Regions from separate parts of the Homo sapiens genome. Here region 1 is linked to region 2. Evidence: chromatin loops called from intact Hi-C (ENCODE). Cell type or tissue: IMR-90. All regions are shown on one strand. Each heading gives the region's core, and the rest is flanking DNA. Links, peaks and the distances in the headings are about the cores only.

What was found. A loop is a pair of places that touch in the nucleus more often than their neighbours do. Peaks named below come from ENCODE experiments on the same cell type or tissue, not always from the same donor. Only the 100,000 strongest peaks of a DNase experiment are listed, where the experiment ranks them.
Region 1: a loop joins it to region 2, with 2.4 times the contacts of the local background. A loop is called at or near these places in 8 of 110 quality-filtered maps.

Annotation. Positions count from the first base shown.
Region 1 is chr11:30,431,159-30,434,240 of GRCh38, reverse strand. All of the region lies in intron 4 of MPPED2 (metallophosphoesterase domain containing 2), which reads left to right. Among named protein-coding and RNA genes, the nearest start is that of ARL14EP, 110 kb to the right of the region's middle. In IMR-90, for the core only: no CTCF peak of the experiment used is centred there; no DNase peak of the experiment used is centred there.
Region 2 is chr11:30,572,532-30,575,613 of GRCh38, reverse strand. All of the region lies in intron 2 of MPPED2 (metallophosphoesterase domain containing 2), which reads left to right. Among named protein-coding and RNA genes, the nearest start is that of MPPED2-AS1, 10 kb to the left of the region's middle. In IMR-90, for the core only: no CTCF peak of the experiment used is centred there; a DNase peak (open chromatin) is centred at 1,453.

The DNA of each region.
Region 1 (3,082 bases), core at 411-2,910, 140 kb after region 2:
TAGGCAGCATAATGACCCTGCCCTAAAGATGTCCACATCCTAATCCCAGAAATATGTGAATGTTACCTTACATGGAAGAGAGGATTTTGCAGGTGTGATTAAATTAAGGGTCATGAGATGGGAAGATTATCTTGGATTAGTGGAGAGGGCTCAGTGTAATCACATGGGTCCCCACAACCGGGAGGCTGGAGGGTCAGAGTGAGAGTTGTGGCCACAGAAGCAGAAGTCAGAGTAATTTAGGGCCAGGAGCCAAGGAATGTGGGAAGCCTCTAGAAGCTGTAAAAGGCAAGGAATTAGATTCTCCCTCAGAGCTTCCAAAAGAAACCAGCCCTGCCAATACCTTGGTTTTAGTACAGTGAGACTAATTTTGGACTCCTGACTTTCAGAACTATAAGATAATAAATGTGGGTTGTTTTGTTACAGCAGCCATAGGAAACCAATATACTAGGATAGAGTAAGCCTAGATTTCCTCTGAAATGTGAACGAATTTTCTATCTATCTCTGTTGCAAAAGAGAGAAACTTTTATCCCTTTGAAAATTTCCCACTACAGCTTCAGAATAATCATGGGCTTGAGACATGATAGCGAGGGACCAATGTGAGAAAAGAAAGCAGTGACGGGGTGGACCTGCCCTTTGGATAATGTTTCCTAAAGTGACATTCAAGGAGATCGGCTTCCAGGGTTTATTCTGGCATGGTAGTTAAGCACATCTCCCTGTGACTTTGGAAATCTTTAGCCTCTTTTTGCCTCAGTTTCCTCATCTGTAAAATAAGGTTAATCACAGCATTCACCTCAAAGAGATGCTGTGTGTAATGTTTCATATAGTACATGCTACATGGCAAGCTTTATGTAAATGTTAGCTCTTATGAATAGCCATTATTTTAAAAAAGTGAAACAGAATTTATAGGGGGTCCAATATGTTTAGAACAGGATCCATTACATCAAACAGGCTTCTTTTCTGCAGGGTATCTCAGAATCTTTACTATGGTAATGTTCACTTTATACCTTAAAATTGGAGGGAAAATGCAGGAACATTTCTCAAACTTATTTAACCATAGAACCCTTTCTGATCTGTAACAATCTCAGCAAATCAGATTTATTGGTCATAGTATGAGAAACACTACCCTTAAAAGTTACACCAGGAAACCTTGGTTCACCTCTCTCCAACTCATAGTCCCTGTACCCAGCTTCTAGAGCCATCACCGAACTGGAGATTGGGGACCCCCATCAGAACAGTGCAAGGAGAAACATGTGCCTAGTATCAAAAGCTGAAGATTAGAGGCTTTTTTCCACGTTCACATTGTTCTAACATTGTATGTTATCATATCAGTTAGCTTGGCTCCTGGGGACTTGCCTGGGAACCTAGCATTGTTTCCATACCATGACACTTTAGCTCCAACCAGGCAACCTAGAAATAGTTTAGAATGTAATTCACAAGTTGGGGACCTGTACTTTAGCTTCAAAGTAATGCTGTTGATTTGTGAGCAGATAACCTAGAAATATATACATCAAAATGTTTATTTTACTCTTCAAATAAGCAATTTTCAAAAAAGAATTGTGTATTTTATAGGGTGGAAGTATAGCATCACTAAGTTGTATTCATTCTAGGGCGTATGTTTTTAAAAAAAAACTAGTGTCATTACTTTGCACAGGCATGCCTTGTGTAAATATAGGAAATCTAACTTCTGGGGAATTTCATTTCAAGAAATCAGACCTGGCTCACATAAAGATACCTTTCAAAAATGAAATATAGCAAATTTAGTCAAGCTTAGGCTGTTTTGTTTTGAAAGCTATAAAGAAGTAAACTATAACCTGCTTTATTTTTAGCAGACACCTCTAGAAAACCTTGCACAATGTTCTATTTATAAAACAGAGTCTGTTTTCATGCAAAGTTGCTTAGTAATAAGAGAAAAGAGCAAGACTGAGTATCGGAAAAATGAAATGTTTCTGTTTTCAAGATTCCTTGAATTCATCAGCATCTCTTTAAGACACAACAAAGCAATTGACCTGGTTTTAGTTTTGACTATGAGAGGTTACCTGGAGATTGATAAATTGGATTTTTTTTTTTTTTTTGAGACAGAATCCTGCTCTATCCCCCATGCTGGAGGGCAGTGGCGCGATCTCGGCTCCTTGAAACCTCTGCCTCCTGGGTTCAAGCAATTCTCATGCTTCAGCCTCCCAAGTAGCCAGGATTACAAGTGCCTGCCACCACACAGTTTTTGTATTTTTAGTAGAAATGGGGTTTTGCCATACTGGCCGGACTGGTCTTAAACTCCTGACCTCAGGTGATCCACCCACCTTGGCCTCCCAAAGTGCTGGAATTACAGGCGTGAGCCACCGTGCCCGGCTGAAAAAAAGTGGAATTTGAAATGAAAATGCAGTCTGTCTTTTATGAGTTATGCCACTGAGTAAGCGACAGAGGACCTAAATAATTATCAGGTCATTTCAATATCACATTATATAGAACATTTATAATTTCATCATCCTTTAAGGCATTAACAAAAAAACAAAACAAAACAGAAAACAACACAGAAGAAAACGTGGTTGAGTAAATTCAATGGCTATAGAAGATTCTAGAAAGTGAAAGTAATGACCCAATACAACTAGAATGTAGTGTAGGAAACAGGCAGTTTCCACCATCTGCTTTATCATTCTGATCAATTTTGTATCATGCTGTTTCCTAATCTTTACAATAACAATAAAACCAACATTTATTTAGGGGTTATTATGTGCCATGCACTCTGCTAGGAGCTTTATGTGGATTATTTCATTTAATGTTCCCAACAATGTGTCATTGCCATAGATAATATAATTATCTCCATCTTACAGATTGGGAAACAGATTCAGAGAGGTGCAGCAGCTTACTCAAGTTCACACCTTTGGAGGTGTTAAAGCTGGTTCAGACACAGGTCTGACTTCAGAGCTGCACTGTTAAGTGCTACCTAGTGTTAAGTGGAGCCAACAGTGAACCAACAGAGAATACACACACGCTGTGTGCCAGAGGCTCAATGTAGAGACAGAGGCTGGTCTCTAGTCTGCCTTTTTATCGTAATAATCCAGGAAAGCTTAGGAATCCCCCCCAA
Region 2 (3,082 bases), core at 264-2,763:
TGTAATTAACCAGGATTGAGTGCAAAAGGCACAGCTTGGGCTGGGGAATGAGGACAATATACACATGGTAGCTGAGAATATGGTCTGAAATCAGCGATCTGTATACAAATACTGATCCTGCCAGTTACTGGCGTGGCTGGGTGATGATGGAAAAATTGTTGAACCTGTCTTCTCATCTGTAAAATAGGTTTAATGACCCTTTAATATGGTTGTGAGCATTAAATGAAATGATATATAATGACATATAGTGCCCAAAAGATACCACTTGATAAATAGATTTTATGATAATATATATGGTATTGTCTACCAGCTGATGAGTATGAGATAAGTTGTTAACATTTTCCTTTCTAAACTACTTGGCTATATGAAACCTGACAAGTCCAACTTGTTTTATTTTGTATTGTGTAGTATCTGTCAGTGTTGCTTGGCCATCGCTAGTTAAAAAAAAAATCTGTAGCTTTTAGGGTATCTGGGTGATTATTTCATGCCAAAGTACTACAAGATTTTGTTTGTCTGATCTGAGATTTCATTCTTATTCAGTTCAAGAATGTGGTAGGAAGTAAATGTTTGTTTTAGTTCTGTATTAGATATGCTTACGTATAAAAACAATGTTACAGAAGAGTGTTATAGAAAAGGTGTCATTTGGCTAAATAACTATATAAAAGTGTATGGAAGGATAAATAACATTACTGGTGATTTTTAGGGAATACATTTGGAACTGAATTTGCAGGAGGGAGTGTTGGATAAGGACCTTTTACTTTTTATTTCTTATACTTTCATATAATTTGAATTATTCTTACAACAAGTATGTAACACTTTTATGATTAAAACTTTTTTAAATTGATAAAAAATGTAATTTGTCTCCAAGTCCTTATGCCTGGCCTGTAATATTTGCTTTAAAGTCTTGATCTGATGCAAATCTTCTATTTTCTTTTGTACTCACTTTCTTGGGTAGCACCTTCTTCTATTTTATATTGCAATCAAGGAATAGGCCAAAGGCTGTTCATTGGTTCAGTATAACTCAACTTGCTCAAGTGTGGGAAGATGAGAACAGTGTTGCCTACTTCGTCGTCTTATAACTGATTGGAAATTTTTAAAGAAGTATGGTGTCACTTAATGACAGGGATACATTCTGAGAAATGCATCTTCTAGGCGATTTCGTCTTTGTGCAAACATCATAGAGTATATTTACACAAACGTAGATGGTATAACCTACCATACACCTAGGCTATATGGTATAGCCTATTGCTCCTAGTCTACAAACCTATATAGCATCCTACTGTACTGAATACTGTAGGCCATTGTAACACAATAATAACTATTGTGTATCTAAATATATCTAAACACAGAAAAGGTATAAGAAAGGTAGAGTATAAAAAATTAAAAATGGTCCACCTCTATAGGCACTTACATGAATGGGGCATATAGGACTGGAAGTTGCTCTGAGTGAGTCAGTGAGTCAGCGGTGAGTAAATGTGAAGGCCTAGGACATTACTAAACACTACTGTAGGCTTTATAAACAGTCTACACTAAATTTATAAACAATATTTTTGTTTCTTCAACAATAAAGTAAGAAACAGCTTACTGTAGCTTTTTTACTTTATACGCTTTTTAATTTTTTAAAACTTGTTGACTCTTTTATAAGCCAGATTAAAACACAAATACATTGTACAGCTGTACAAAAATGTTTTCTTTCTTTATATTCTTATTCTATAAGCTGCTTTTGTACCAAACTTTTTTATTTTTATTTTTTTGCTTTTTAAGCTTTTTGTTAAAAATTAAGACATGGTGGGAAGGGAATGAAGGATTTAAACTACATGTTGGATACATTGTACACTACTCAGGTGATGGGTGCACTAAAATCTCAGATTTCATCACTATAACAATTTATCCATGTAACCAAAAACCACGTATATCCCAAAAGCTATTGAAATAAAAAATGTGTGTGTGTGTATAAAACTAAGACATGAACACACATTAGCCTAGGCCTACATAGGGTCAGGATCATTCATATTACTGCCTTCCACCTGCACATCTTGTCCCACTGGAAGGTCTTCAGGAGCAGTAACAGGCATGGAGCTGTTATCTCCTGTGATGACAATGCCTTCTTCTGGAATACCTCCTGAAGGACCTGCCTGAGGCAGCCAGGGTTTTAGTTAACTTTGTTTTTGTTTTTTTAATAAGTAGAAGGAGTACACTCTAAAATAACAACTAAAGTATAATACAGCAAATAAGCAAACCAGTGATAGAGTCATTTATTTCATTGTCAAATATGATGTACTATCCATAATTGGATGTGCTATACTTTATACCACTGGCAGGGCAGGTTTGTTTACACCAGTATCACCATAAACACATGAGTAATAAGTTACACCACAATGACATTATGACAGCTAATGTCATTAGGCGATAGAAAATTTTCAACTCCATTGTAATCTTATGGTACCACCTTCATATATGTGGTCTGTCATTGACCAAAATGTCATTATGCAGCTCATGACTGTATTTTCAAATCCATTTGGGGAAGCTAAAAGAGTATACAGTAATAGACTTCTTGATAGCGTTTCAGGGAATCTGCATTCTAGTCCTGTCGTGATCACTAATCAGCTCTGATATTTAGCAAGTAGGGCCTCTCTGAATTTCAGGTTCCTTACCAGCCAATAGACGTAATGGTCTTAGCATCATCTCTTCCCCTTTTAACAGTCTGGGATTTCTCCTATTCCTTACCTTTACATTTGTCCATGTAAAATTAAGAACACAAATCCCACATCATTAGTCATATTCTTTAGGGAAAGAATATAATAGAGACATCATTGGGATATGGTGGTGAGAGAAGAGAAATGACCCCTAACGCTCACACAGAGGAAAAGTCATATCAGTGGATGAATGAATGAATGTCTGGGACTCTGTAAAATGGCACTTACTAACAAGGTAGAAATTTATTTTGTTACAGAGTTGGGCTGCATTTGCTGTTTTAAAAAAATTCTAAACATACACTTCTTTCTTGGTAAGCCACTTTCTTATTTTCATTACAGATTCATCACTGTCCTGCACATTAGCATGGCCATAATTTGTAAAATGT